Regions from separate parts of the Homo sapiens genome. Here region 2 is linked to region 1. The links are chromatin contacts, found by Hi-C or POLR2A ChIA-PET in ENCODE. All regions are on one chromosome and are shown on one strand. The core of a region is the stretch at or near the end of the contact, and the rest is flanking DNA. Distances in the headings are between cores, read along the strand shown.

The links. Hi-C counts contacts between places; a loop is a spot of excess contacts on that map. ChIA-PET counts read pairs that join two places held with the same protein, here RNA polymerase II (POLR2A). Pooled maps may share reads with other maps.
Region 2: a map of tibial artery shows a loop between it and region 1 (4-fold over the local background). The contact joins the enhancer-like site here to the promoter of VANGL1 in region 1. A Hi-C loop is called at or near these places in 2 of 168 maps with a recorded cell type or tissue (prostate gland and tibial artery), 1 of 37 single-sample maps with no recorded cell type and 8 of 50 pooled maps. POLR2A ChIA-PET finds 5 or more read pairs at or near these places in 3 of 52 experiments (H1, MCF 10A and WTC11).

The regions. Positions count from the first base shown.
Region 1 is chr1:115,639,757-115,643,744 of GRCh38, reverse strand. It overlaps VANGL1 (VANGL planar cell polarity protein 1), which reads right to left and starts at 1,775. Exons shown (of 8, transcript NM_138959.3): 1 at 1,659-1,775. RefSeq lists an enhancer at 1,160-1,918 and a silencer at 1,054-2,043.
Region 2 is chr1:115,779,881-115,783,657 of GRCh38, reverse strand. No RefSeq gene overlaps it. Among named protein-coding and RNA genes, the nearest start is that of CASQ2, 13 kb to the right of the region's middle. Within about 2 kb of position 2,142, at least 3 of the 41 ENCODE cell types and tissues checked have a DNase peak (open chromatin) inside an H3K27ac peak, as active enhancers do.

The DNA.
Region 1 (3,988 bases), core at 526-3,025:
TTCCTTTATGGTTTTGTCCTGTTGCTTAATACATAAGACAATAAAAATGTACTGCTTGGCAAGCAGTCCTTACAAATATATCACTCTCAAAATTCTTCTCCCATTTTACTTACAAATTAAGTTGCAAGCAAGCCTCACTGCCAACATTGTTAATAGTGAAATTCCACACTGAGTGTTTTCACTAATTATACTGAGAGACATCAACGTTTGGGAATGTTTAATGCTCATGGATAGGTGAAGCGTGTTATTTCTTTGAACTGGAAAAAGAAACAGTTTCCTCCCACAAATCAAAGCCCCAACTATATCACATTGATTTAATTCAACCCTAAAAACTCTATAATTAGTGGTTACAGAAAATGGCTAATTACCTCTCCCTGTATTCAGACAATTTCTGCCATCTCACTTGCAGAGCCTGGGAGCTGTGTACTCAACCCACCCACTGACGGGAGAATGCTAATTAGCATTGTTGACTGGTGATACAAGTTATAATATTTTTCAGCAGCCCCGTAAAATTTATAAACATGTCAGTGAAAATGCCAGATTCTTTTACAGTTTGTTAGCTTTTGGACTAAGTGTCTAAGAATACATTCATTTCTAACCAAAGCCAGGTCAAGAGTTTTAACAAAATGCATGGGCCATCTACACAATCATCATCATAAGGCGCTCTAACACTTCCTAAGGAGAATCTAAGAGAGCTCACAACACCTTCGCAGCGTGGGCATTAGACCTGGTTTGGAGAAGTGAAAACTGAGCAACAGATTCCTCAGCTCCAAGTCTCATCTGCTCATCACACAGCAGCCAGGCCGCGGCTCCGCCCCACTGCTGCCGCCACCACGGACGCGTTTAAATTTTTATAAAGCTTCACACTTCTCTAGGCGCGATGCTTGGGGCAGTTCAAAGACTGCAGAAGGAAATGAGGTCCTGCCGGTGGCGAAGGCTGCCCCGGCGCGGTGAGATTTCCTCCAGCAGGGACACCTTGGGCAGAGACCCGCCAGGCGCCTCTGCTCCACCCCGGCGTTTTTGAAAGTAAACTCCTACCTGCCTGTTGCGCTCTCCGAGGCGCAACCGGACTCGCCCCCCAGGCCTCCAGGGCCGGCTCAATTTTTTGTGAGCGAGGTGTGCACACAGACCAGCTCTGTCCCGGTTCCTGGCGAAGGGCCAGGCGGCGCCCGGGTCGAGCCCCGCCAGGGGTGGGAACCCCGGTGCGCGCCCGGCTCCCGCCCTGCACGGCTGCTGCAGCCGCCCGGTGCCTCCAACGCTCGGCCACTCCCTGCCGGCCTGCCCGCCGCCCCGGCACGCGCACCGAAGGGGCGCACTCCAAAGGCCAGCCCGGGGAGAAAGGGACGTCCGAGGTGTGAGCAGGGAACCCCGGGACCCCAAGGAGTGGGGTGCGGCGGAGATCGCACGGCAGGGCCAGGAGGGGCGCAACGCATGGGGAGAAGAGTGGAGTCAGAGGAAGCACTACCCGGAGCGCTCCGGAGGAGGGGAGGGAGCCCCCGGCCCGAGGCGGGAGCCGGCCACCCGGGGTCGAAGTCCGGCGGGGCGAATGCGGGAGGAGGGCGCAGGGGCACGCGGGGTCCGAGGTGGGGGCGTCTCCCAGCCAACGGTCTGCCCCGGGGACCGCCGCCGCGCAGCGCTCGGCCTCTCGCGGGACTCACCTCCGCGCCGGCCGCCCGAGCTCCGCGGCCCGCGGTCTCGGCTCACAGCGGCCCCGGCTCTGCGGCCTGCGCTGGGCTCCTGGAGAGGCAGAGCCCCGCCGCCGCCGCCGCTGCACTGCTGCTTTCCGCTTCCTGTCCCGGCGCCGCCCCGCAGCCCGAGCCCAGCCCTGCGAGCCCGGCGCGGCCGCGAGCCAAGAACAGCTAGCGCTGCCGGCCCCGCCGCGGGGCCGGCCCACCTGCAGCGGAGGGCGGGGCTCGGCCGGCGTCCCCCTCACCTCGTCACCGCCCCGACCCCACACACCCGGGACACACACGAAGGCGTGCGCGGTCACACTCTTACACACGGACCAGGGAATGACACCTCCCACACTCATTCACCCTCATACACACACTCACCCTACACAGACGTGCACAGCCCAGTAACCCACTCTCTTCTGGGCAGACACACACACTATAAACACATGGCCCAGGGATTGATCTCCGACACCGCCCCCTCCCTCCCCCACATACTTGGAATCTCAAGCTCACACACACACACACACACACACAATCATGCACAAAATCCGAGCCCATTTGCCCTCACGAGTGCCCCCATCCACATATTCACACGGCTCAGGGACTAACCCCCCAACCCCACTCAACACACACTCATATACACACTTTCCAAGAACTGACCGACAAATATCCATATACACCATATCTCAACCCATATACACACACTTAAACTCACATGTAGCCCTGGAAATGACCCCACAAATAGACACACACACACACACACACACACACACACACACACCCCCTACAAGCCACCACAGCAAGCCTCTCCCCTCCTCCTCCCTTATCAGAGCAGGCACTGCCGCCAGCCTAGTCTCCTAGAAACTGCTAGATGAGCACATCTCTGCAGGCAGGTAGCTGAAGCTTCAGTGCTGATTCCAACCAGGTACTGTTTCCTTTCTGAGCCTTTGTTTACCTGTCTGAAAAGTGGTGAGGATGCTGCTGTCCACCTTGCAGGATTGTGGTGAGGATTACAAAACAGTTGGCAACGATTTTCATGAATATTTGCACTTTTCTTAGTTGTCTTGTGTTGGTAGCATTAGGGTTCCTTACTGATCATCTCCAATCTAGCTGGGACCCAAAGCTGCTTACGTGGCAGGATTTTCCAGTGGAAGCAGTGTATAATGAAGTGCTGAATTTCCTAAGAGTTGTCTACAGGAGTATTGCGGGCATTTGGGGTGGGGAAATGCAGGCCCACCCTGACTAGCCTTAATCAGGGAACCTTGGCTCCAAGAACCCCTCACTCCCTTGATCACCTCTTCCTCATCCCTTCTAGACTCCATTTTCTCTCGCATATGTCACATTTCCTTGAGAAGACACCCATATGTTCAATGTGGCTGATTTTCACCACTCCTAGTCCCCAGGCTCTGCTGCCCCACTCAGTGGCCTAGACCATCTTCCTCCCCCACCCCCAGCCTCCCAGTAGGCTCCAGAGAGCAGATGTTGCTGACTCAGGCAGCCAGGTTCCTATGGGTAAAGCCAATGGTCTATTCACCCAAATCAGCACTCAGGGTCAGAAATGTAGAACATTATAAAAACATGTCTCTCTCATCTCTAAAATGTAGAACTTTCAAAGTTCAAACAGGCCAGGGATTTCCAATTCTAGTCATGTACCTGAATAGCTCCAATTAACACAGAGATCTTCAATGAGTTTTCAGAAAGTAATTCTAATTCACTTAGGTTCTTATGTCTAGCCACCTTACCAGATGATGTTTTGTGGGAAAGAGGGGTAGTTGCAAATAACCTATTTTAAAATAATAAATTCACCTTTAAATGCCATGTAGAGGCCGGGCTTGGTGGCTGAAGCTTGTAATCCCAACACTTTGGGAGGCTGAGATGGGCAGATCACTTGGGGTCATGCGTTCAAGACCAGCCTGGCCAACATGGCGAAACCCCATCTCTACTAAAAATAAAAAAATTAGCCAGGCGTGGTGGCAGGCACCTGTAATCCCAGCTACTCAGGAGGCTGAGGCAGGAGAATTGCTTGAACCTAGGAGGCAGATGTTGCAGTGAGCTGATATCATGCCACTGCACTCCAGCCTGGGCAAAACGAGACTCCATCTCAATTAAAAAAAAAAAAAAAAAAACATGCCGGGGGACCTGGGCAAGATGGCTGAATAGGAACAGCTCCAGTATGCAGCTCCCAGCAAGATCAATGCAGAAGGCAGGTGATTTCTGCATTTCCGACTGAGGTACCCAGCTTATCTCATTGGGACTGGTTAGACAGTGGGTGCAGCCTACAGAGGGCGAGCTGAAGCAGGGTGGGGCGTCACCTC
Region 2 (3,777 bases), core at 893-3,392, 140 kb before region 1:
TGCCTTTGCACCATGGTATAGTTTAAAGAGTGTTAAGTTGAACCATCATAAGTTAGGGACCATCAGTATTTTATTTTTCAGATCTAGAAGTTACATTCAGGTTTGTTGGTGCAGACATACCCTTGTTGCTTAGATACTTGGATCACTTAATTAGTCCTATCCAGTATTAGGTAAGGCCAAGGAATTTCTTGGTAATAGCCCAGCAGAGAGTAGTGAATGTGAAATATATAGACATGGATCACCTAGCTTATTAGTTGTGTCACCTCAGAAAAGTCACTTAACTTCTCTGAGTTCAAGGATTCTCATCTATAAAATTGGAGTGAGTGATAATAATATTAACTGACTGTATACAAATTCCTTGGAGTAGCAAACAAGTGGAGTAGGTATTTGGGACCATGAGGCCCCTCCCTCAAGCTCTGCAACCTCACCACTTTGAAAGCTGGCTTTAGTTATGAGTCAGAGGGAGGATTAGCAGTTCCTTTACTCTAGGAAGGAGTGGCAATGGAATGTCTCTGAATGCTACCAATGCAGACCACATGTTGCAAGATACAGCAGCTATTCCTGAAGCAGTGCTGAGATGCTGCCCTAGCAGATATCATTCCTGTTCTTATGAGCCCACAGGCCTTGGGGTGCCACTGCACCAACACCACAAGGACCTGCCCCATGCTTTACCTCAGTCATGTGTCTATGCACTCCAAAGCACCTGAGAGCTCTGACCACAGGACAAAATCACACAGAAACCTGAGCACCTCAGCTGCATCAGGCTGGTTGTATGCTGAGGATGACAGGGGATTTCAGAGACTGGGTGGCTGCTACCACAAGAACCTAGCAAACAGGACAGGCAGAAAGAAGAATCCAAGGACTATATTAAAGCATGACTCAGAAAACCTAAAAGAGCCAGACACACTGAGAATGCTTGTCCTGGAACAGTTAAGGAGAAAGTATTCCTCCCACTCTAAACTTATCCCATAGCTTGTGAGGCAAGGAGACAGGGCTATAAAGGGCGACACAAGCTGAACCAGTGCTCATATACCTAACAAGGAGTGAAATGTGCCATGTATTCTTCAGGCTCTGTGAGCAGGGTTAGGCACGATGACTGCTACTCAAGTCACAGGGACAAAACTCCGGGAAGTGTCCATAGAGAGGGGATCTCAATGCACACATTGCAAGCTCTGTTTCAGTGTAGCTCAGGGTTTTTCAACCTTAGCACTAGTGACATTTTGGTTTGGACAGTTCTTTGTAGTGGAGAGTTGTTTTGTGCATTGTGGAATATTTAGCACATCACTGAGCTCTGTTCACTAGGGGCCAGGAACACCCCAGCCAACACATCTCTGAGTTGTGGCTATCAAAAATGTTTCCAGACACTGCCAAATCAAAATCACCTCTGATTGAGAATCAACTAATCTAGACTTCTGGTATTAAGCCTCAAAAGAAGTGAAAGCACTTGCAACAATACTTCCTGAGACTAGAACTTGGCGTGAAATACAGAGACCTCTGCTAAAAATCCAACACTTATGTTGATTTATTCATATCTGTGAAGCCAAAGCCATTATTTAGCTAAAAATTTTGCCCCAAGCACTTAACAGAAGTGTACAGTGTAGTGGTTAATTACACATACTCTGGTGCCAGAATCCCAGCTGCTTGGGACACAACTTTACTGCCTACTATCAGGCGACATCGGGCAAGGGAATACCACCTTTTTTCACCTTTTTATTTATCTGTAAAATGTAGACAATGCCAGTGACTACTTCTGGCATTCTTCTATTCTGCCTCACAGAATATATATCTGTGAGGATATATATTCTTCATTGCATGTAAGATGCTCGGTACGGCACTTGGGACATGGTGAGTCCTACAAATGGCCTGTTTCAGCACTTCTCAGCTGGGGGTTGTGACAGTGTTCCCAGGGTTCATGACATTAATGGCACTATGGCATCTTATTCAATTTTATTTTTTTATAAGTATCTTAAATACTAACCTAAATGTCTTGCCACTTAAAATAAAACTGCTGAGTGCCTCTGATTAAATATATTAGTCCACATGGCCCTTAGTGGGGTCAGATGGGCCAGCTCCTGACTCACGCTCTCAGATGATCACTCAGCTGCCACAGTGGTTTTGATTCTTGCAGAGCTTTCAATTATCTTTGTTCTTAGTCACCATATTGCCTAATTTGTGCCTATAACACATAAAGACAAGAACATACAAGAAACTTTGGTACTGAAACACAAGGGAAGAGGAACATACCAATATTATTAATTCTGCAAGTTCACCTCAAGGTGATTTTCATAACTCTATTAGTTTAATTTATCTGACCTAAATCCCATGTACACATCCAGATGTCTCCTAAAATATCTAAAATGAGAGTGCAAAAGATACTATCATAATTATAACAGATTTGGCTTTTCATTTATTAGGAAGGAAGAGATTGCTCACACTTATGTTATCTGTCTCAAAGCATTTACAAATGGTCTGATACCCACCCAAGTGGACATTGTGACTGCAGTGTCCTCAGTCTCCTCAATCCTCTGACTTTTGACAGTGACCTGAGTATTGTTTGGGTATTCCACCCCTCTCTGGCAGCCCAGCTTTCAGGGAACTGACCCCACCGGAGTCTGAGTGGATTCTATTTTTCAGTTGTGAGCACATGATTCAATTTTAGTTTATGAGATTGGAGAAGATGGCTGGGCTGGTTTCTGAGGGGACAAAAAATCGTCACACTCTCTTTCTGGAGGAAAAATTATGGAGCCCTGGAGTTGTTTGCAGTCATCTTTCAACAACCAGGCTTAGCCACTACTATGATGAGGGTTTAAGACAAGAGAAGGCAGTCTTTCTAACTGGTGTGAGATGGTGTCTCATTGTGGTTTTGATTTGCATTTCTCTGATGACCAGTGATGATGAGCATTTTTTCATGTGTCTGTTGGCTGCATAAATGTCTTCTTTTGACAAGTGTCTGTTCATATCCCTTGCCCACTTTTTGATGGGGTTGTTTGATTTTTTCTTGTAAATTTGTTTGAGTCCTTTGTAGATTCTGGATATTAGCCCTTTGCCAGATAGGTAGATTGCAAAAATTTTCTCCCATTCTGTAGGTTGCCTGTTCGTGCTGATGGTAGTTTCTTTTGCTGTGCAGATGCTCTTTAGTTTAATTAGATCCCATTTGTCTATTTTTGCTTTTGTTGCCATTGCTTTTGGCATTTTAGTCATGAAGCCCTTGCCCATGCCTATGTCCTGAATGGTAATGCCTAAGTTTTCTTCTAGGGTTTTTATGGTTTTAGGTCTAACATTTAAGTCTTTAATCCATCGTGAATTAATTTTTGTATAAGGTGTAAGGAAGGGATCCAGTTTCAGCTTTCTACATATGGCTAGCCAGTTTTCCCAGCACCATTTATTAAATAGGGAATCCTTTTCCCATTTCTTCTTTTTGTTAGGTTTGTCAAAGATCAGATGTTTGCAGATGTGTGGTGTTATTTCTGAGGACTCTGTTCTGTTCCATTGGTCTATATATCTGTTTTGGTACCAGTAACATGCTGTTTTGGTTACTGTAGCCTTGTAATATAGTTTGAAGTCAGGTAGCATGATGCCTCCAGCTTTGTTCTTTTTGCTTAAGATTGTCTTGGCTATAAGGACTCTTTTTTTTGGTTCCATATGAAATTTAAAGTAGTTTTTTCCAGTTCTGTGAAGAAAGTCATTGGTAGCTTGATGGGGATGGCATTGAATCTAAAAATTACCTTGGGCAGTATGGCCATTTCCACAATGCTGATTCTTTCTATCCATGAGCAT